Linked DNA regions of Homo sapiens: regions 2 and 3 are each linked to region 1. The links are chromatin loops, found by intact Hi-C in ENCODE. Cell type or tissue: gastrocnemius medialis. All regions are shown on one strand. Links, peaks and the distances in the headings refer to the core of each region. The heading gives the core; the rest is flanking DNA.

What was found. Hi-C counts contacts between places; a loop is a spot of excess contacts. Peaks named below come from ENCODE experiments on the same cell type or tissue, not always from the same donor. Only the 100,000 strongest peaks of a DNase experiment are listed, where the experiment ranks them.
Region 2: a loop joins it to region 1, with 2.8 times the contacts of the local background. A loop is called at or near these places in 12 of 110 quality-filtered maps.
Region 3: it touches region 1 in a loop (4-fold over the local background); 6 of 110 quality-filtered maps call a loop at or near these places.

What each region holds. Positions count from the first base shown.
Region 1 is chr9:104,864,480-104,872,264 of GRCh38, forward strand. The region is part of intron 5 of ABCA1 (ATP binding cassette subfamily A member 1); the gene reads right to left. Among named protein-coding and RNA genes, the nearest start is that of ABCA1, 60 kb to the right of the region's middle. RefSeq lists an enhancer at 4,704-4,793. In gastrocnemius medialis, for the core only: no CTCF peak of the experiment used is centred there; DNase peaks (open chromatin) are centred at 4,024, 4,642 and 5,128; H3K4me3 peaks cover 357 bases; H3K27ac peaks cover 4,184 bases.
Region 2 is chr9:104,773,447-104,780,144 of GRCh38, forward strand. It overlaps NIPSNAP3B (nipsnap homolog 3B), which reads left to right. Exons shown (of 6, transcript NM_018376.4): 6 at 1-4,318. Among named protein-coding and RNA genes, the nearest start is that of NIPSNAP3B, 13 kb to the left of the region's middle. RefSeq lists an enhancer at 1,798-2,047. In gastrocnemius medialis, for the core only: no CTCF peak of the experiment used is centred there; a DNase peak (open chromatin) is centred at 2,095; H3K4me3 peaks cover 1,448 bases; H3K27ac peaks cover 4,542 bases.
Region 3 is chr9:104,966,903-104,973,600 of GRCh38, forward strand. CT70 (cancer/testis associated transcript 70) reads right to left here. Exons shown (of 4, transcript NR_184160.1): 4 at 6,419-6,654. Among named protein-coding and RNA genes, the nearest start is that of CT70, 22 kb to the right of the region's middle. RefSeq lists enhancers at 1,258-1,307, 1,388-1,437. In gastrocnemius medialis, for the core only: no CTCF peak of the experiment used is centred there; DNase peaks (open chromatin) are centred at 1,589, 1,669, 1,979 and 3,899; H3K4me3 peaks cover 1,352 bases; H3K27ac peaks cover 3,174 bases.

The DNA of each region.
Region 1 (7,785 bases), core at 1,576-6,575:
AAAAGCACCACCCTGGGAGTCAGAAACCTGGGTTCTAAATCCATTTATTTGTCGAGTCATTTCATGTAGTTGTGCCTCCACTGCCTTATCTATAAAATGAAGGGTCAAAAAAGGCCTCTGTGAAACCTCAACAGAAACAGAATACACGTATTAGCTAACCCTCACTGACTAGGTGGGCCATAGCTTCCTCCTGAGCAGAGCCAGAGCAATACATCATATTGCACCAGGGAACTTCAAAACAGCTCCCTCCTTCCCAAGCAGGGTGGCAGAAGTGTGGGAGGGCGACCCAGGCCACCCCTGCAATGGGCCTAGGTCATCCTGCAACACTCTCCAGACCAGTGAGTGTGCTCAGCATGTTTATAAGACTTCTGTTATGTTAACAGGCTCTGAAGATGAGAACATCTGGATGTGATCAAGCTCCAGCCTCCTATCAGTGAATCCCCCGGATGAGACATAAGAACCCAGAGACTGATTAAACAGTCAACAACCCTTGGCTGTGCACGTGCATGGTGTGGTAGGTTCGCTGGGTTGGGAAGCAGCAGGGAGGGCCAAAGATCCTCCACTACAAAGAACTTGCAGCCTGATCACGTGGATATCCACCCATGTAGGCTTAGACTCACACACTAGCACCAACCTGTGTGAAAACAGGAAGGCAACATGGTGTAGTATACTGGTTCTCAAACATGACTGCCCGTTAGACTCAGCTGGGGGCTTCACAAAAATCCCAAAGCCCAGGCCACACCATGGAGCAACTAATGAGAACTGCTAGGGTAAGACCCAGGCATCAGAATTTAATAAAACCTGGCTGGGTGAGGTGGGCAGATCACTTGAGGTCAGGAGTTTGAGATCAGCCTGGTGAAACCCAGTCTCTACTAAACATATCAAAATTAGCTGAGTGTGGTGGTGGGTGCCTGTAATCCCAGCTACTTGGGAGGCTGAAGCAGGAGGATCACTTGAACGTGGGAGGCAGTGGTTGCACTGAGCAGAGATGGCACCATTGCACTCCAGCCTGGGTGACAGAGCGAGACTCTGTCTCAAAAAAAAAAAAAAAAAGAATTTAATAAAATTTTTCAGGTGATTGCAGCCAAGTCTGAGAAACAATGATGTGGGGGAAACATCAGGGTTTGGGACCAGAAAAACCTAAATTTGATACTGCACTCTCCTGTGAAATAGCTGTGTGACTGTGAGAAAGTGACTTTACCTCCCTGAGCACAAATTTTCTTACCAATTAAGTGAAGGTAATAGTATCCACATTTCAAAGATATGAAGATCAGAGATACTCATCATGGTAGGTGCTCAATATATGGTAATAATTTGTGATTATCAAAAAGATTTTTTCACTCAACTTTACCAATGTACAACAATGCCATTTATAGAAAAGATGGGGACACAGTCCCTGCCTTCGAGGAACTTTCAAGGCTGAAAGGGGAGATAAAGAGGCAAATCAATTCAAGAAGGCAGAAGGAAGGATAAGCAAGCCAAAAGGAGACAGTAAATGGAAGCACTGGCCCAAGATGAGGTTTATCTGTAAGTGCTTCATGGCGAGCAACCAGACTGGAGCCAAGTTCTGGAAAAGGACAGAGTCAAAAATCCCTAGAAGTGGCTGGAGAGGAAGGGGTAAGACCTCTCATGATGACAACGACCAGGACATTTTGTGGTCATAATGCTATGCACATAGTAGATTCTCAACAAATGAATGAACAAGCAGATAATTAGAGAAGAGATTTCTCAAAACCTCAGATCTGGGTAGTAGGAAGGGGAGAAAAAAGGAGGGGGTGAGGACAGAGTACAGTGGCTTTGTATCTGCTGGTCTCAGTCTTCTCCCCTATGTTGCTGGCAGGAAAATGGGTGGAAAGCCAAGAATATTAAGAAAGCCAGATGTCTGAAACATACCTTCTCCTCTTACCCCATCCTCATGACATGGCCCATGAGTCACCTCCTCCAGGAAGCCTGCCCTGGCCTTCCCATCCTCAAGCTGGGTTAGGTGGCCAGCCCTTTTTTGTGACTTTTTTTTTTTTTAATACAGAGTTTCACCCTTTCACCCAGGCTGGAGTGAAGTGGCCCGCTCTTGGCTCATTGCAACCTCCAAAGCCCCAGGTTCAAGCAATTCTCCTGCCTCAGCCTCCCGAGTTGTTGGGATTACAGGCACCCGCCATCACGCCCAGCTATTATTCCTTTTTGTATTTTTAGTAGAGTTGGGGTTTCATCATGTTGGCCAGGCTGGTCTTGAACTCCTGACCTCAGGTGATCCACTCGCCTTGGCCTCCCAAAGTGCTAGGATTAGAGGCATGAGCCACCGCGCCCGGCGTTTTGTGACTCTTTTGTGCCCAACATCCTATGTTTTCCACTAGTACCACACAGATCAAGCTGCAGTCACCCATGTAAATATCCTGCTCCCAGAAGAATAGAAATTCCTTGAGGGCCAGGGTTTTTAATTCCAAAGCCAGCAGTGCCTGGCACAGAGGAGGCACTCAGTAAATTGGATGAATGAATGAATAGATGGATGGATGAACTAATGAATGAATGAATACAAATGAGTGAATAAATTAATGACCTGATGTGATTTGGGGAATTGCCGATTGCAGAGAAGAAAATTCACCTTGCAGTGAGTTAGGGAAAAGATGAAGCAGGACATGAACTTGAAACAAACCAAGTAAAGAGGACACAAGAGTTCTGCTAAACCCACTCAGCCACGTCAGCCCAGATCAAGAGGAGAGTCAGGTGAGTGGCAGCTAGAAGCAGAGTGGGGAACAGGAGAGAGGAAGGCTGAGTTGATTAAATGATAAAATGGAGATGACAATGGCATCCACCTCATTGGACTGAGCTAGGTGTTAAATGAGCAAATGTACCTGCAGACCTAGTATAATGCCGGGCACTGAGTAAGGTGCCCGGTAAAGGATGGCTAATATCATCATCATTTTCAGGAATGACTGATCTGAACAGATTCATGGCTAATTTAACCTTAAAGCATATTCAGAATAGACAAGACACAGAAGTGGCTTTGGCGGCTAAGTTGAGATGTTGAATTTGTGATCTAAGGTATGCACATGTGTGTATGTGTGTGCATATGTATGTGTGTATTATAATACATATTAGCCTGGCTGAGTTCCTAAGACAGAATTATTGAGTTCTTTCTGCTGATACTATCTATAAGGTAAAGGAAAGGTTGAAGCTGACTGATTTGTCTACTCATAACTTTATGAAAGAATAAATAAATCTAGTATTTTACAGGGAATCACCAGGAATGATCATATCCACCAGTCACTGCAAGGATGGATATAGGTGGAAGATGACCTGGACGAAAGACCAATCATTCCACACAAGACAGGGAATACTTCCTGAACAGGAGAGTCATTTAGCCACTTAACTTTGGCCAATGAGTTAATGCGGACCTGGATTTTATAATCAGTAAAATGTGTGGGTTGGAGAAGATGATCTCTGAGGTCTTCTTACCTGACACTGAAAGGAACACAGGGCAAAACAAAATCAGCACTGGATACAGCATCACAGGGTCTGAATTCAAGAGTCAGCTCTGCCATTTCCTGACTGTGTAATCATGAAGCTATACTTTCCCCCCTATTTAAATCTCCCTAAGCCTCAGTTTCCTTGGATATAAAATGGGGCTAATACAGCACTTTGGGAGGCCAAGACGGGTGGATCAACTGAGGTCGGAAGTTCGAGACCAGCCTGACCAACATGAAGAAACCCCGTCTCTACTAAAAATACAAAATTAGCCGGGTGTGGTGGCGCATGCCTGTAATCCCAGCTACTCAGGAAGCTGAGGCAGGAGAATTGCTTGGAGGCAGAGGTTGCAGTGAGCCGAGATCACGCCATTGCAATCCAGCCTGGGCAACAAGAGCGACACTCTGTCTCAAAAAACAAACAAACAAAAAAAACGGGGCTAATAACATTCACAGGTTGTTGTGCAAACCAAAGATCAAGAACGTGAACGTGCTGTTTCAGGGGAAAAAGCTGACTTGCTCCAAGTGTTCGCTCGGGTAACTGGAAGGTATGACCTCTGTCACAGGATGCGGAGCTGGGCTACTGCTGCCAGCAGAAGAGAAAGTCACTATCCAGCAGAAGGTCAAGAGGGCTCTCCCACCACAGTCTCTTCAATACAGACCAAAATACTTGACCTGCTGAGCTCAGCCTCCTTGGTTTTGCCTGGAGGAGCAAACAGTGACCTACCAATTAGCCAAGAGCTTCTGTAAAGTGGGGCAAAGGAAAGGAAAAAGAACAAAAAACAGGTGACATGTGTGTTTGTGGGCTGGAAGAAACGAAGCAGAACCCTCAGCTTCTTGCCACACATCCAGGCCTCTGGGACCAAGCCGGGGAACCAGCTGGGACCTCTGGGACCCAGGTCCAGGCCTCTGGGACCAAGCTGAGGAACACATTTGCACGTGCAGGCGGAGGGGTATGACGCGGGGTGGGGGCGAGGTCCTGCTTTCCAGGCCATTCAGTGTTCCTTCAGTTCTCTGAGCATAGAGGACAAGGAAGGTGGGAGGAGGGAGGAGAGGGAAGAGAGGGGTGAAGGAGCTTGGGGGAGGCTGGGAAAGAAGGAGGAAAGGAGAGGAGGGAGAGCAGCTCAGGAAGGCGGAGGAGGAAAGCCCTTTGCTGAGCTGAGCTGAGCCAGACGGGGTTACTCTCGGTCAGTGCCCTCCAGTCCCCAGCTCAGGTTTCAAGATCTGTCTTCTCTTTTGCTCAACATGAAAAGGAACCAGAGCAATCAGCTGCTTTAGAAGTGGGTGGAGGAGGCAAATGAAAAAAAAGGAGAAGTAGGGAAAATCACATCAGCATCCCAGGCCCAGATGGTCTTCTTCAATGGACCCCTGGGGTGGGGGTGGGGTGGGGCCTCCCAGCCTGCTAGGAGCTGTCAACTGAGCAGGGCCTGGGAGCGGGAGACAAATTCTAACTCGTGGTTTTAATCAGCCTGAGCTTGTCCAGCCTTACAAATAAGACCTTGAAATACTTCTCTGTTATACAAGGGCTGGTAACAAATACACTCCAGTGTCTTTATGGTATTTTTTTGGTGTTTTGTTTTCCTGATGCTCTGCTGTCTTCTTGAAGAATAGACGATGCCTGCTTCACCAATAGCTGAGCACTCTCTGGGAAGACCTGGTTGTTGGGTGCTGAGGAGAAGGGGTGAGGCGGGGTGATGCAGCTGCTCCTTCAGGTGACTCCTTAGAGCAGGGGAGAGTAGGCCAGGGGTGTGTGGTACACACAGCCTAAGGACACCCATGCTGTTCATCCCGGCCTGGGCTTTCCAACCCAGGAGACACTTCCTTCTCTACAGAGAAGGCTCACCGAGGGATACCAAGACATACCTGAAAAAACTCAGTTCCAGAATTTTCCAGTTATGTGGCCTTGGGAAAGTCAGTTAGGCTCTCTGAGCCTCCATTTTTCTGTAAATGGAGGTCTAGCTTCCTATACGTGTGGGTTAAGTTATCACTAATGACACTAAGTGTGTTAAGTACTCTGAATGCTGACTCACACATACTCCTTGAGAAAATACAAGCTGAAAATTAAACATGTTCAAAATAAATGTGGATAAAGTCATAGATGACAAGCTGTGAAGAATTCCCAAGAGAAACCAGGATATTTAGGCTTATGCTCCCTGAACCTTCCAAGGCATTAGGAAGCCAGAGTCTTCTCTTTCAACCAATGGGAATACCATAACTTTAGGAACCACACATTCCTTCTAGTATTTTACAAATAATATAAACTTGTATTAGTTCAACAAACTTCTGAATGGCTACAGTACCCAAAATACTAGTGTTGTGGTTCAAAGGGATAATATTTTTCTCAGTGCTCCTTGAAGGCAGGAGCTAGCCTATAACAAAAGAGGCGCTGTGTAACAAAATCCCTGCCCTTGCATTCTAAGAGGAGATGGCCAGAGGGTCGGGTGAGCAGAGCGGTGAGCCTCCAACCCTCTCTGCCACTCCAGAATCAGTCAGCACTGGAATCAGGGGTGGAACGAGACATTACTCATCTTCCCCCAGATTACTTTGCTAGTAAGGCAATAGCACACCTGCTATGATTTGAACGTGTCCCCCCTCAAAGTTCATACATTGAAACTTCATCACCAATGTGACAGTATTAAGAGGCAGGGCCTTTAAGGGGTGATTAAGTTATGTGAGCAGTGCCCTCACCAATAGCATTAGGGCCCCTCACAGATACCATGAGTTTCATGTGCGTCTGTGTGAAGAGACCACCAAACAGGCTTTGTGTGAGCAATAAAGCTGTTTTTTTCACCTGGCTGCAGGTGGGCTGAGTCCGAAAAGAGAGTCAGCAAAGGGAGATAGGGGTGGGGCCGTTTTATAGGATTTGGGAAGGTAATGGAAAATTACAGTCAAAGGGGGTTGTTCTCTGGTGGGCAGGGGCAGGGGGTCACAAGGTGCTCAGTGGGGGAGCTTCTGAGCCAGGAGAAGGAAATTCACAGGGTTAATCACTCAGTTAAGGTGGGGCAGGAACAAATCACAATGGTGGAACGTCATCAGTTAAGGCGAGGCAGGGCCTTTTCACTTCTTTTGTGATTCTTCAGTTACTTCAGGCCATCTGGGCGTATATGTGCAAGTCACAGGGGATGCGATGGCTTGGCTTGGGCTTAGAGGCCTGACAATGAGGACCCCTATAAAAGGGCTTGAGGGAGAGGCTTCAGTCCCTTCTGCCAGTTGAGGAAATGGCGTTTGTCCCCTCCTAAGGATGCAGCAACAAGGCACCATCTTAGAAGCAGAGAGCAGCCCTCACCAGACACCAAACCTGCCAACACCTTGATTTTGGATTTCCCAGCCTCCAGAACTGTGAGAAGTAAATTTCTATTGTGTATAAATTACTCAGTCTCGAGAATTTTCTTCTAGCAGCAGAAACAGAATAAGACAATACCCATGTCTTACTGAGAAGAGGGAAGGTGGGAGAAGTTACTGGAAGTCCCTAGAATGAGGGTTGAAGACCCTGAATGGTAACAATTCCCCCAAAGAGCCAGTGCAGCCCCAGAGGGAAAGGATGTCCTGGTCACACTGGCCAGGGCGTGGAAGGGCACAGTCAGCCTGGCTTTGAAGCTCAGAAGGAAATGGAAGATAACACTAAGACATAACATTGACCCAAATGAATTTTGGACCTGAACAGAATGAGAAGAAGAAACAAAGAACCAACATCAGAAAAAGCAAGAAGATAGCTGAGATGAAAACTCTACCTGAAGACCAGAGAGGCAGAAAAATGAGAGAGGACAGCTGGAAGACAAAAGGAGTGAAAAGAAGGTAAGAGATAGGAAGTATGAAGAAACAGAGTCCAGAAACAGGAAAGACTACATCAAACAGAAGGGGAAGAGAGAAAAAGAAAAGAGAGTTTGAGGCATTCAGTTCCCAAGGATGAGCTGGTCTCTCACTGAAAAAAGGGACCAGACACTTCAAACACCACACAACATGGGACTAGAATCAGCCTGCAGGGCCCTGAGAAGTCCAGGCACAAAAAGAACGGAAAAAGATGAGTTTACAAGTTGGGGATGAGATTCTTCCTAAGGCTGGTCTAGGGAAGAATTAACATACACAATGTATAAATAGTTTAATTTTTTTCTAACTTTTAAAATTAACAAAATTTATTAAGGGACATAGTAGTGCTTTGTGGGCACAGAAAAGTGACTCATATTTACCAAGCATTAGGCACACTATTAGCATTATTTTCCAGAATCTTTAAGAACAGCCTATAAAGAAACGTATTATTATTCCCATTTTTCAAATGAGGAAACAGATCTGGAGAATATCTTGCTCAGGGTCATAGAACAAACAA
Region 2 (6,698 bases), core at 62-5,061, 93 kb before region 1:
TATAAAATATCTATCTTTTCATCATGTCTATAGTTCCTGAGATTTTAAAAAAATTTGCTTAGTAAAGGTTATTTTGTGATATAAAATGGGATTTATAAAAATATTAGATTGTTTATTTCTTTACTGTGGAAAAGTACAATGTCATCTGTATTAATTATTGCTTTTACATTCATTGATTATTAGTCATTCTAACTTGGAAAATAATGCAATTGGGTCACAGTGTTAAAAATCTAGAAAAGACTTGTTGGTTTATATGCTGAAATTGTTCATTTATAATTAATTTTACTAATTTCTACTTAGTTTGGATCACTAACAGAGATCTTGGGACATTTATTTGTTTTAAAGAAATATTTATGGTTATGGAAACGCTTGCCCTAATAAAAATCCTGCATATTCATTGTTTTTTTAAATTCACATTTTATACTTATATGATCTCTAAAGCTCTTGCTATGTTGCTATAAGACAGTAATATAGTGATAATTTACCAACTTTATTGAAAATGTTGTTACATCAATAAAATAGCATGCTGGGAACCTGAGAAGGAAGGTTTCTTTAGTACTGCCACAGATGTCCTGGAGTTTTCCTTGAAACATCTTTCATTTCCATTTTACTTGATGCCTCTACCTACTAAAACTAGATTTGGTACTTCCGATAGTGTATATTTACAGCTATATTATATTTACATTTTTACAGACTATCTTCTGATAATCTGTATTTACAGCTATGTTATTTTATATTTTTAAAATCTTACAGCTATAAAATAGTAAATTGTGAATTAGCTGTCCAAGGGCAATTTGGAAAACAAACTGTACAGTTTCCTCTCATTTATCAGGCTCTAAGCGATCTGCAGTTTATCTGGGCTATTATGCAATGTGAGATATTATTTATGAGAGGCAGGCAGTGGCAGCTTAAACAGACATACCTCCTCAGCATTCTTTTCCATGCAGAGTTCAAAGAGGCCTAAGACATCTCACATTTATGTGAAATAGTTGAGGCACAAGTATGTGGTTAACTACACATAAATTACCAATAAAATTAAAAGTTAACTAAAATACTACAGAAGACATTTAATATTTTGCTTCAGACTGTTATAGTACCTTAGGGTTATGAACATCAATTACCTTTGAGCCTTACTATATTTAAAGGGAAGGGGAAGCTGACATTTTTATCTTTTTTAATGGGTACACTCTACGTTACCTTAAAGGCTTCCCCGGTTTAAGCAAAAATAGAATTATGTGGTTTAAATCATATACCTTATTCTTCATACTTAGCTCCAAGTAGATTATGACTTTTCCTAAAACTTAACATGACAGAGATTTGCCTTCCAGGGGGTCTAATTTGAAGAGGAAAGTAATTTAAATGTATAGGTTTATATAATAGCATTGTATTTTTCTCTATTTTATTCATTCTTTCATTCTCTTCGATGACTCCCAGCACCTGCGCGTCCATCTTCATTCTTAGCCAATGACCTTTCCTTTTACTTAACAGAGAAAATAACAATCAGAAGAGTCTTCATAAGTTCCCACCCCGTCTGCCCGCTTTCTACAGCCAACCCCACATGCCCTGCCTTCTCTCCTTTCACTGTGGATGAACCGCCCGTGCCCCAAGCAAAGACAAACCCTCCACTTGAACACTCACTTGCTGAAGGATGTGGCTTAGGCAGTTTTCCTGTCTCCTGAAGCCACAGTATTCCCCTTCAACTGGATTCTTCTCCTCAGCATATAAATATACTTTTTTTTCCTATCTTTAAAAAAAAAAAAGAGTAAAATCACCCCATTTTTTTCCTTTACAATATGACTCAAAAGAGTAGTTCATACTTCCTGCCTCCATTTTCTTCCCTCACATTATCTCTTAAACATTCTCTGATCACGCCAGCCAAATTGCTCTTGTCAACTCATTTCCCAGTTCTCATTTCACTTGACTTGTTAGCAGTTGACCTCTCCTTTCTTCTGGGAAGTTTCTTCGTTTCTCCGAAACACTCACTGCACAAGCCTTCATATCTCCTAGTCTCCATCTTGTCTCTTTGACCTCTGATGTAAGGACTGAGTCCTTGGACCACTTCTCTTTTCTATTTATACTTACTCCCTGCGTCATCACCCCCAGTCTTGTGGCTTCAAATGCTATCTGTGTGTGGATAGCTCCTCCAGTCCACACCTCTTTTCTGAATCTTTTTTCAAATTCACACATGTGAATTTGAATTCCAGGCTCATCACATCCAGGTGTGTTCCCCACACCTCCACCTGAATGTCTATTAGAAATCTCACACCCCTCTTGTCCAAAACTGAGCTCTTGATCTTTAACCAGAAACTTTATCTCAGCTATTGGCAACTCCAGGTTTCTGTTTTGCTCAGGCCACAGACTTCAGAGTCATTCTCACACTGCCTTTTCTCTCATACACCATTATGTACCTGTCAGCAGGTCCCAAATATCTAGAATTTGATTGCTTCACATCCCTATAGCAACTCTCCTGGTTCAAGCCCATCATCATCTGGATTTTTGGGAAGTGGTCTTAACTGGTGTGCTGCCCTTCCCCTCTGCTCTCAACCCTATTTTCAACATAGCAGTCAGAATAATCTAAAATATAAACCAGATCATATCACTCCTCTGCTCAACACCCCCTCCCAATACCTTCATGTCATCCTCAGAGTTATTGTCCAAGCCTCTAACTGTGGTCTACAAGTCTTTACATGATCTGTCCTGTTACATTTTCCACTCTCGCTCCAGACCTGACCTAAGAGGCTTTTCTCTGAACTTGCTAAACATGCTCTTACCTGAGGGTCCATTCCCACTGCCTCTGCCTGGAATGCTCTTCCCCAGACATGCATCTGCGTGGATCATTTCCATGCCTCCTCAGGTCTTTGCCCTCATGAAGCCTTCCCTGACAACCCTATTTAAGATTGTAATCCCCTCCCACAGTGGCCCCTATCTGCTAGAGACTGAATGTTTTTGTCCCCCCAAAATTCCTATGTTGAAGCCTTAATCTCAACATAGGAGGTTTGGCCTTTGTGAGTTAGTTTTAGATGAGGTCATGTGGGTAATAGAATTAGTGCATTTATAAGGGCGTGAAGAGCCCTCACTGTGAGGAAACCAGAATGTAAGCCTTCACCAGAACTTCTTCATGCTGGCACCCTGGTCTTAGACTTCCCAGCCACTAGATCTGTGAGAAAGAAATGTTTGTTGTTTAAGCCACCCTGTCTATGGTACTCTTGTTACAGCAACCTGAACTAAGACACTATCCCTCTCCCCTGCTTTCTTTTTCTGTTATCACCATAATTAATGTTTTACTTATATATGATTTGTTAATGTATGTCTCTTCCCACTAGAAACCGAATTCTATGACAGCAAGGGTTTTTGTTTTCATTATTGTCATATTACCTGTGCCTGGCATGTGATAAGCCCTAAGTACTTGTTGACTGAATTAACATATGAGATCTGTGAGTCTGAAAAAAGAAGTACATCATTCCTTCACATGTCATTTTGAGCCACTGTTAACAGATTACATAACTGTTATTGGAAGTGCCTCACTACTCCATTTGGAAAGTATTCCTGGAATACACGATGAATGACTCAGTAGAAGTTCTGGCTATGGGGGAGTGCCATCAATAAATAAAAATAATACCATTGTCTGTTGGTTATAAGTTGCTGTCACAGACTATGAAGGTATTTGAATTGTATTTTCAGGAAGAGAAACAGATATGCAACCAATCTGATTTGGTTCCACACCCTGCCACAGAAGTCCCAAAGGAGAAGCAAATGCCACTTGTAGACTCAAACTCTGGACTTCATTCTCAGCACCATCTCTTAACCTACTGAGTAAATCCTATGAACCTGACTAGGGTGGCAACTGAAGTTGTAGTACTTTCTGTCTTCAAAGGAGGGTGAACCTGGAGTATGTTGGAAGAAGTGTTAGGTTCATTAGAGACACCTCTTTCATAACTGCTGTCACCTAGAATGTCTATTCTCTAAGCACCTTCTTGAAAGAAGCACATTCCCCCAGGAGGAGGAAATGGTTTGTTTTCTTTAGTGACAGTTGGCCCAGGATCCTAAGGTAAAGGAGTATGGGCACTAGACAAAATGAGTTTTATAATAGTCGATTGGAAGGAATGGAAGTTTTTGAATCACAGGCTTCTGCCTTGAAAGGGCAAGTCCGTGGTGGTCATGAACCACCCAGAGTGTGTACAAGGCTCCTGCCAGAAGAAATGCCTGTAGGATTAAAAGCAAAACAGCAGAATCAAAAAGGAAGGGCACGATGATGCCCAGGTGCAGCCTATATTATTAACAGACAAGGAAAGAATCCAAATAAAAGTTCTGTAAACCAGCTGTTGTCCTGTTTTCTGTTTCCCTTCAAAGCAAAAATATAGATTTGCATATATTTGCAGTCTCCCCTTCCTTGCCTCTCAGTCTTCCCTGAAAATCTATTCCAGTTAGGTCTGCATCCTTGTCATGCTGAAATGACTCTTAGGAAGGTCACCAAGGACCTCTGTCTTAACAAATTCAATAGCCATTCCTGCCTTTACTCATTTACATTCCTTACTCATCTTCTCAGCAATGTTGGACATAATTGACAACTTCTGCCTTCCTGAAACAATAATTCTCTGAGCTTCAACATATGGCATTATACTCTTCAGATTTTACTCTCTCTCACTGGCCAGTCCCTCTCAATTTCCCTGGCTAGCTTCTCTTCTAAATGTTATAGGATCTCAGGCTCAAGAATGTTCCCTATCTTCATTCTCTCTAGGTAATCTCATTCAGTCCCGAGGCTTAAATATATACGTACCAATAACTTGCACACTTTTTTTTTTAGATGGAGTTTCGCTCTTGTTGCCCAGGCTGGAGTGCAATGGTGCGATCTCAGCTCACTGAAACCTCCGCCTCCCAGGTGCAAGCGATTCTCTTGTCTCAGCCTCCCAAGTAGCTTGGATTACAGGCATGCACCACCATGCCCAGCTAATTTTTTTGTATTTATTAGAGATGGGGTTTCACCATGTTAGGCTGGTCGCAAACGCCTGACCTCAAGTGATCCACCCGTCTCGGCCTCCCAAAGTGCTGTGATTATAGGCGTGCACCACCACGCCCAGCCAACTTGCACACATTTATCTTATTTTCCATCATTGCCCCTGAGCTTCAGACTGAAATACCCACTGCATTTTTAACACAACCATCTACCTAGTTCAGGTCACAAACTAGAAGTCACCTTGCTAGCTCTCTTTCCCTCAGCCCTTACATGCAGTCTGTCAGCAAGTCCTGCTGGATCTATCTCCAAAGTGGATACTGAACATTACCATAGCTCCCTATCTGTTGCTACCATCTTAGTTCAATCCACCATTATCTATTAGTCTTCCTACTGTCCTTTCTTCCCATAGTAGCCAGTGTTCTTTCTGAAACAGTAGGTCACACCACTACTGTTTAAAACTCTCCAGTGGCTCCTTGTTGCACTAACAATAAAATCCAAATACCTTAAAAAGGCTGGCGAGATCCTGTGAGATGTGGTCCCTGCTATCTCTCCAGTTCCACCCCCTGCCACTCTTGTCCTTGCTAACTCAGTACAAGAGACATTAGTACAGATAGCTCTTTTACCACCTCAGCTTGCCAAGCTTTTTCCCACTGGGGCTTTTGCAACACTTATTCTTTCTTCCGGGAATATCCTTCGCACCCACCTTGAAAGGCTGCTCCTGCTCTTTTTATTCGATTCTGAGCATGTCACTCCTCAGAAAAGGCCATCTCTGACTTCTCTCCATTGTTATCCAATTACCATGTCTTATTTTCTTCTTAGCACCCATTGCTGTCAAAATACATTAGATGTGTTTGTCCACACATCATCTTTCACCACTGAAATATAAATTCATTAGAGCAGGAATTCTATTTTCTTCTACATTGTACCCCCTAGTACCTAGAGAAGTATCTGGCATACAGTAAAGTTCAATAAATATTTGTTAAATTAATGTATATTGATGCTGATGTGATTTTACAAGGTCAATTTTAACTGATACCTAACTTCAACAAAAAGAACCCTCTGCCACTTGACTGAACCTGTACCTTTGGACGAGTTTCTTATCCACTGAGCTGTAATTTACTCATATGTAAAATGGTACTTTTTACCTCATAGGGCAGGTGTTGAGAATTAAATGAAGTGCATGACAACACAGTAAACACTTGAAAACTGAAGCTAAGTGGGTTTTTTTTTTTTTTTTACTTAATGTAAACATTACCATTACAAAGTGCCAAGTTTTTTGAATCTGGAAAAGTTCTTTTGGGCTTTTCTACAGATAGAAGAATGTTTTAGTCAAGGCTCATGGGTAGGGCCAGGCAAGGTGGCTCATGCCTGTAATCCCAGCACTTTGGGAGCCCAAGGCAGAAGGATCACCTTAGGTCAGGAGTTTGAGACCAGCCTGGCCAACGTATAGTGAAACCCCATCTCTACTAAAAATACAAAAATTAGCTGGTTGTGGTGGCGCATGCCTGTAGTACCAGCTACTTGGGAAGCTGAGGAGAATCGCTTGAACCCGGGAGGCGGAGGTTGCAGTGAGCCAAGATCATGCCGCTGCACTCCAGCCTGGACGACAGAGCGAGATTCTGTTTCTCAAAAACAAAAACAAAAAGCAAAAACAAAACCTCATGGGTAACATATTTTCATCTAAATTACCTGCCTTTTTATTTTTCAATAAAGTTTTTTCCTCTCCCTCGTCATTGTTCACGAA
Region 3 (6,698 bases), core at 62-5,061, 100 kb after region 1:
TTCAATTTTTCAGTATGCCTATTGCTGGGCTGCCCCACACAAAGAACAAATAAAAAATTATGTATCTTGTTAACTTTTGCCAAGTTGGCCAATTTCATGTTATCCATAAATGCCACACTAAAGAGAGTGAACACACACATGGTCATAAAACAGCAGGCTGAAGCTAACTCCAAAAACAAAGAAAAAATCCAACGCTAAACCATTCTGCATTTAAGTTCCCAAATGACTCCCATGGAGGCCCTTAAATTGTATTTGTTTGGAAAAAACAAACAAACAAAAACAAAAGGAGTTCATCGTTAGCATGTGGAGGATGTTCATTAGCGGCTGTAAGAAATCACGGTCTAAACTACACCGTTCAAGAAACCCACTACAGTCGTGCAGACCAATAGCACTATTCTAGAAGGTAGCTATCCCTCGTGCCCTCTAAGAACCATCGTTTTGCATCGTTAGCAAGAAGCAAAGAGTAGATCTTAAACCTCTTTAAACTTCTCTGCGTCCTATTCAAAAATTAGGATACCACTTAACTCTGCACTTTAAAAAAGGATTTCAAGTGTGCTGCATTTTAAAGACACTTCATTACAAAAGTTAGAAAATTAAAGTATAAAACTTATCAAAACAAGTTTTTACGTTTTCAGGATGATTCACTGCAGAATTTCTTTAAACAGACTCCCCTCTTTTTTGTGTGTTGAGTCTTTAGGGAAAATAAGTGATAGTAAACATCAACCACAGACACCTGCAAACTAGGAAAAAAAATAGGGTTGCTTGGACATGGTAGGGAAAATAATTTATTTTCACAGAAATTTAGCCGGGCGCGGTGGCTCACGCCTGTAATCCCTGCACTTTGGGAGCTCAAGGTGGGTGGATCACCTGAGGTCAGGAGTTCAAGACCAGCCTTGCTGACATGGTGAAACCCAGTCTCTACTAAAAATACAAAAATTAGCTGGGTGGTAGTGGCACGCGCCTGTAATACCAGCTACTTGGGAGGCTGAAGCAGGAGACTCTCTTGAGCCTGGGAGGCAGAGGTTGCGGTGAGCCGAGATCGCGCCACTGCACTCCAGCCTGGGCAACAGGGTGAGACTACGTCTCAAAAAAAAAAAAAAAAAAAAAAAAAAAGAAGAAGAAATTTAACATACAGGCGATTTTTCAGGTTCTCATTTGCTAAACCAACAATGCAGAATTTGTGAAGTAGGGGCAACAAGTTGCTGAACCTGAGAGACGCCTCTAAATGCGCTCAGAGGTTATTTCAACTGTGCTGTTTGCTAGTTCAGGTACAACAGGCAAGACAGAAAGATGCCACCGCTCTCTCCACCCTCCCAGCGCCGGATCACAGAGCGCAGACCATGCACCCAGCCTTCCACACACGTCGCGATCTCGCCGCTTTAAGCTGCTGGGTACCCTCGGCCCGCCCACAAGAAGGCGGGGCGGCGCGGGGTCTGCTGGGAGTTGTAGTTTCGGGCCGGGCCCGAGAGCTTCTTGACTCGTTTCCTTCTACCCCCACCGCCGCACAGCTGCCTATGGACTCTGGAGTTGCTGTGTATTGAGCATGGGGCACAGCCGGGGGTAAAAGGGGAGAAGGCTCCTTTAATCTGCGGATCGGGGCGCCGTTGATGAGTGTTAGAGGTGTTGGAACGCAGAGTAAGCGGCGCGCATGCGCGGCTGCCGGAGGTGGGGGCCGCTCCTCCCGTGCCACTCAGGGGCTGGCTGCTGCCTTAGGGCTGACTGGGCTCATAGGTAGGGCCTGCGGTGCAAGTTTGTGATAACACTGCCTGTAGGCTGCGGTTGTTAAGGCAGAGATTTGAAGGGGGTCGGTTGGGGGTGCTGGGTAGTGTCAGTAATCAAGGGTTTTAATCGCTACTCCATCCTGGCTTTCGGGAACCTCCCACCTCCTACCCTTTCCCAGTTTGCAGAATTGCAGCTTTCCCCATCCCCCACCCCGATCGCTTCGTGGGAAGCCTTTCCATACTGTGTTGTGAAATCCGTTAGACCTCAGCCAAGGCCTTTTAGCCCGCCCGGAATTCAAGCTGCCCCCTCCTTGCCAAATCCAGATCATGCGAGACAACAAAAGGCTTGAGGCACAAGCCCTACAAGGCAGTGCCCCTGCCAGTTCTCCTAAACTTATTGTTTACCCTGCCCTCTTCTTCCCCTGCAAATTCAGACAGCCAGGCGATAGATTAGATAAATAGATTCCATGTCCTTACATTTGCAACAGGCTTTCATAGATTCCTTTGCTCTGGAAGGTGGCATCATTATACAAAAGGACAAGTGAGAACACACGAATGTAATCAGTGGCAGAACCCTGGGACTGAACCCTACAGGAGTTCTAAGTCTATTGTTTCTCCTACCACTTCACAAATGTGTCAGAAAGAGCTGAATGAGGTGACCAGCTGCACCTGACGCTAGCTGGCTTTCGGAATGCTCAGGCCCTGGGCCCTTGGCTCACCACAACCACTCTTAAATTGACTAACAATTGCCCCTTAGTGAGTGACCTCTCCAGCAAGCCCGGAGGATTTTGCCCAGGGTAATGTTTCACATTGAGCACATACTTTGTGCTGGGCCCTGGAAAGGATGTACATCAGATCTTAAGTTAAAAGTTTCCTTTCCCCCAGGGAGACCAGGCTGTCCTATCAAGTATTCTGTATTTCCCAAAGGATAGTATTAGCCACACTTTGTTATATGATTGCTTGTTTGCCTGTTTTCTTTTCTTTTCTTTCTTTATTTCTTTGAGACAGGGTCTCCCTCTGTCACCCAGGTTGAAGTGCAGTGGTGCGATCATAGCTCACTGCAAGTTCAGACTCCTGGGCTCAAGCGATCCTTCTCCCACCTCAGCCTCTGGAGTAGCTGGAAGTACAGGCGTGCACCACCATGCCCAGCTAATTAAAAAAAAAAAATTTAGAGGAGGTCTCACAATGTTACTCAGGCTGATTTCAAACTTCTGGGCTCAAGTGATCCTCCTGCTTCAACGTCCCAAAGTTCTGGAATTACAGACACGAGCCACCCTACCTGGCCTGCCTGCCTTGCTTGAGAAGCTGCAGCACTATTTTGTTCACCATTGTATTAGCAGTGCTAACATATAGTGGCCTTTTCATACATGTCAAATAGACATATAAATGATGAATGCATGAGTCCAGTGTCTGACCTTCATGTCTGTGCCCAGAGTCTGTTGGGAGAGGTGGAGATGAAAATAGAGGTAGGCTGGGCACAGTGGCTCACACTTGTAATCCCAGCACTTTGGGAGGCCGAGGCGGGCAGATCATGAGGTCAAGAGATGGAGACCATCCTGGCCAACATGGTGAAACCCTGTCTCTACTAAAAATACAAAATTAGCTGGGCATGGTGGCACATGCCTGTAGTCCCAGCTACTCGGCAGGCTGAGGCAGGAGAATCGCTTGAACTTGGGAGGTGGAGGTTGCAGTGAGCCGAGATCGCTCCACTACAACCTGGTGACAGAGTGAGACTCCGTACCCCCCGCCACCAAAAAAAAAAAAAAAAGAAGAAGAAAATAGAGGTACATGTTTATACAAAGTTTGGAACAGGAAGGCAGATGCACATAACTGCCTGGCGTGGTTCCAAAAACCTGAATGGAGAAGGCAGTATCTGCTAATGGGGGCTCTCTGCTAAGCTTTGGAATTGTCCATTATTGTATTAGCATATAAGAAGTTATCACACCAAAGGCTCCCCATGAGCCTTGCCTGGGAAAGGGACTGATTATTTAAGAGCCAACCAGCACAGGTACGGAGATGCTACCCTCTTCTAGGTGGTCATCTGGAGAAGCTGTGCTTTCCAGGGACTCTGGATTTCTTCAAATATCCTTGGAATGCTCCTTGTGGAAATGGCTTTTGAATCTACAGCACATTCTTTTGGACCTCCTCAGCACAGGAACATCTCGTTCCTTTAGGGATTTGATAGTTGGGAAGAGCCAGAAGTCACTTGGCTGGAGGTCTAGAGTATGAGGAAGATGATCATGCTGCATAATAGCTGCTGTTGAAATTTGAAGGAAGGAGTTAGTATGCTGACATAGGGCAAGAGTTCTCATCCTGGAGTGTGTGGAAGTTTTTAAGTATATGTGTATTTTTGTCTATTTATTTTTGAGACAGGGTCTCACTCTGTCACCCAGGTTGGAGTGCAGTGGTATTATCTTGGCTCACTGCAACCTCTGCCTCCCAGGCTCAAGGGATCAATCCTCCCAGCTCAGCCTCCCAAGTAGCTGGGACCACAGGTGTGTACCACCATGTCTGGCTAAATTTTTGTATTTTTGGTAGAGACTGGTTTCACCATGTTGCCCAGGCTGGTCTTGAGCTCCTGAGCTCAAGTGATCCACCTGCCTCGGCTTCCCAAAGTGCTGGGATTACAGGCGTGAGCCCCCACACCTGGCTGTATGTGTTCTTTACTGAGGGATCCTGTTTTTAGCTTTAACAGATTTTCCCCAAGGACTCCATGATTCAAAGAAATGAACAACTACTGCTATAGATTCAGGAGATCTTAGGAATTCTTAGGAGAATCCTAAGAAATCTTAGGATTTCTTCTGTGGCTTGTAAAGTGGCTCTGAAGGAAAGTCATGTCTTAGGAAAGCAGAGGATAGGTTTCAGCTGTGCCTGCAATTGGAAATGTTGTCTCAGTGGGTTTCAAAGCTCCAGAGCCTTGGTGACCCCACATACGAAGTGAAGAGTAGAACTGGGTAGGTGGTGTCTATGGGTCTGACTGTGACCCCATGAAATTCCAACAAAGGAATTTCAGAAATGTTCTTCCAAGATAGTGGAATCCCTGGACTAGGCATGTAATGCAAACTTCCCAGGTGACTCAAATGACGGCCCCAATTTGGATGCTTGTTAGTAGTGTGTGTAAGGAGGCAGACCTGGTCTTATTTCTCAGTAAATTCCAAACCCAGAAGGAAAAACCAGGAATGGTCCTTTTTGGCATCCCCAGCCTCTAACATAGGGCAGAGGGCTTTGGTGTGCGTCAGTAGTCTGGAAGGAGGAGCTCAGCCTGGTCACTTCTGCATTGGAGCCTAGAGCCTTTTTTTTTTTTTTTTTTTTTTTGCCATACTCTTAAGCCTGTAGCAGCCACTGTTGATCTGGGGGCCTTAAAAACAAGTTTGGGCCAGGTGTGGTGGCACACCCCTGTAATCCCAGCTCTTTGGGAGGCTGAAGCAGTTGGATCACCTGAAGTCAGGAGTTCGAGACCAGAGTGGACAACATGGTGAAACCCTGTCTCTACTAAAAATACAAAAATTAGCCTGGCATGGTGGTGCATGCCTGTGATCCCATCTACTCGGGAGGCTGAGACATGAGAATCACCTGAACCCGGGAGGCAGAGATTGCAGTGAGCCGAGAACACACCACTGCACTCCAGCCTGGGCAACAGAGTAAGACTCTGTCTCAAAAACAAACAAACAAACGAAACAAGTTTGGTCTCCTAATTTCATAAAACTCTGAGTACCCAAGAGTCACCCTTGAAGAGGAGAAAGGGATGGAAGGAGGACCCCTCCCCCATGTTGTACAATGAGCAGAGTCAGGGCAGAAACACAGAGTTCACTGAGATTAGAGACATGTGAAGAGCCGCCTTCACAGGCTCTCACCTCTCCCTGATTGTATGTACGTGGGCTTTTTGCTTCTTTGCTTTTTGCTCAAGCTGTTGACTCTGAAATTTCTTCTCTCCATTATTTTCACCTGCAAAATCCATTCTGAGGAATGCTGTTTCTTCTTAACAAGTTCCTGCACATTACTTAAAACTCTCAGATATGTACTCCACCAGGAACCTTTCCCTGAGATTCCATCCACACCCTGCACTCAGTTGTTTACCTGCTCCTCTGAGTGGTCATTATACCTTGACATTCCATTCTTTCAGCTGAAGGGCTCTAAAACCTCGCACCATTTGGCCACCCTCTGTCTCTGGTACATCTCTACTCTTCTTATTCCAGCCATATTGGTACAACCTGCCTCAGATACTCTTCCTCCTGCCTCTCTATAATTACCTGAAAAGCTCCTTCGTCCTGTAATACTCCCTCTGTTGTGTTCTCTACAGAAGCTTTCTCTGACCCCAGAAAGAGTTTATTGCCCTTCACCCTCTATCTTGAGACTTTGCAATTTTTTTTAACATACCTATCACAGCACTGAACACACTACTTTACATAGAAATGTTCTGTTTATACACCTATCATCTGAGCTAGACTGTGGGTTCCTTTACCACAGAGACCTTTCTTCTCACCACTCTTGAGCTTGGGACTTAATAGATACTCATTAAATGTTGAATAAATGAATTAATGAATATTATTGTTTGTCTACATGTGTGTTCCTCCTACTTTTTTATGAAGTCTTTGAGGCTAGGAATAATGGCTTACTTATATCTTATTCCTGATAGCTAACTTAGTGCCTGGTATATAGTAGGCACCCAATAAATATTTTCATTGGATATACATGGATGAATGAATAAAGTCTTTTGTTAGTATCTCCAACCTGATATATCCTTTCCCTCCTTTGAAACCTCAAGCGCCTGGTGTTTCTCCTGTGGTACTTTCTTTAGCTTGGACTTCTCTCATTGTCTAATCCCCGCCAGTTGATGGTCAGCTCTTTGAGGCGGGAGCTGGGCCTTACTTCCCTTGGTGTCCCCTGAGAGTCTGTCACAGCGTGGGGCATATAGCGGGTGCTCCAAGTTGAACTGTTCTGAGAAAAATGAAAGTATCTGTGATTCAGAGCCACCAT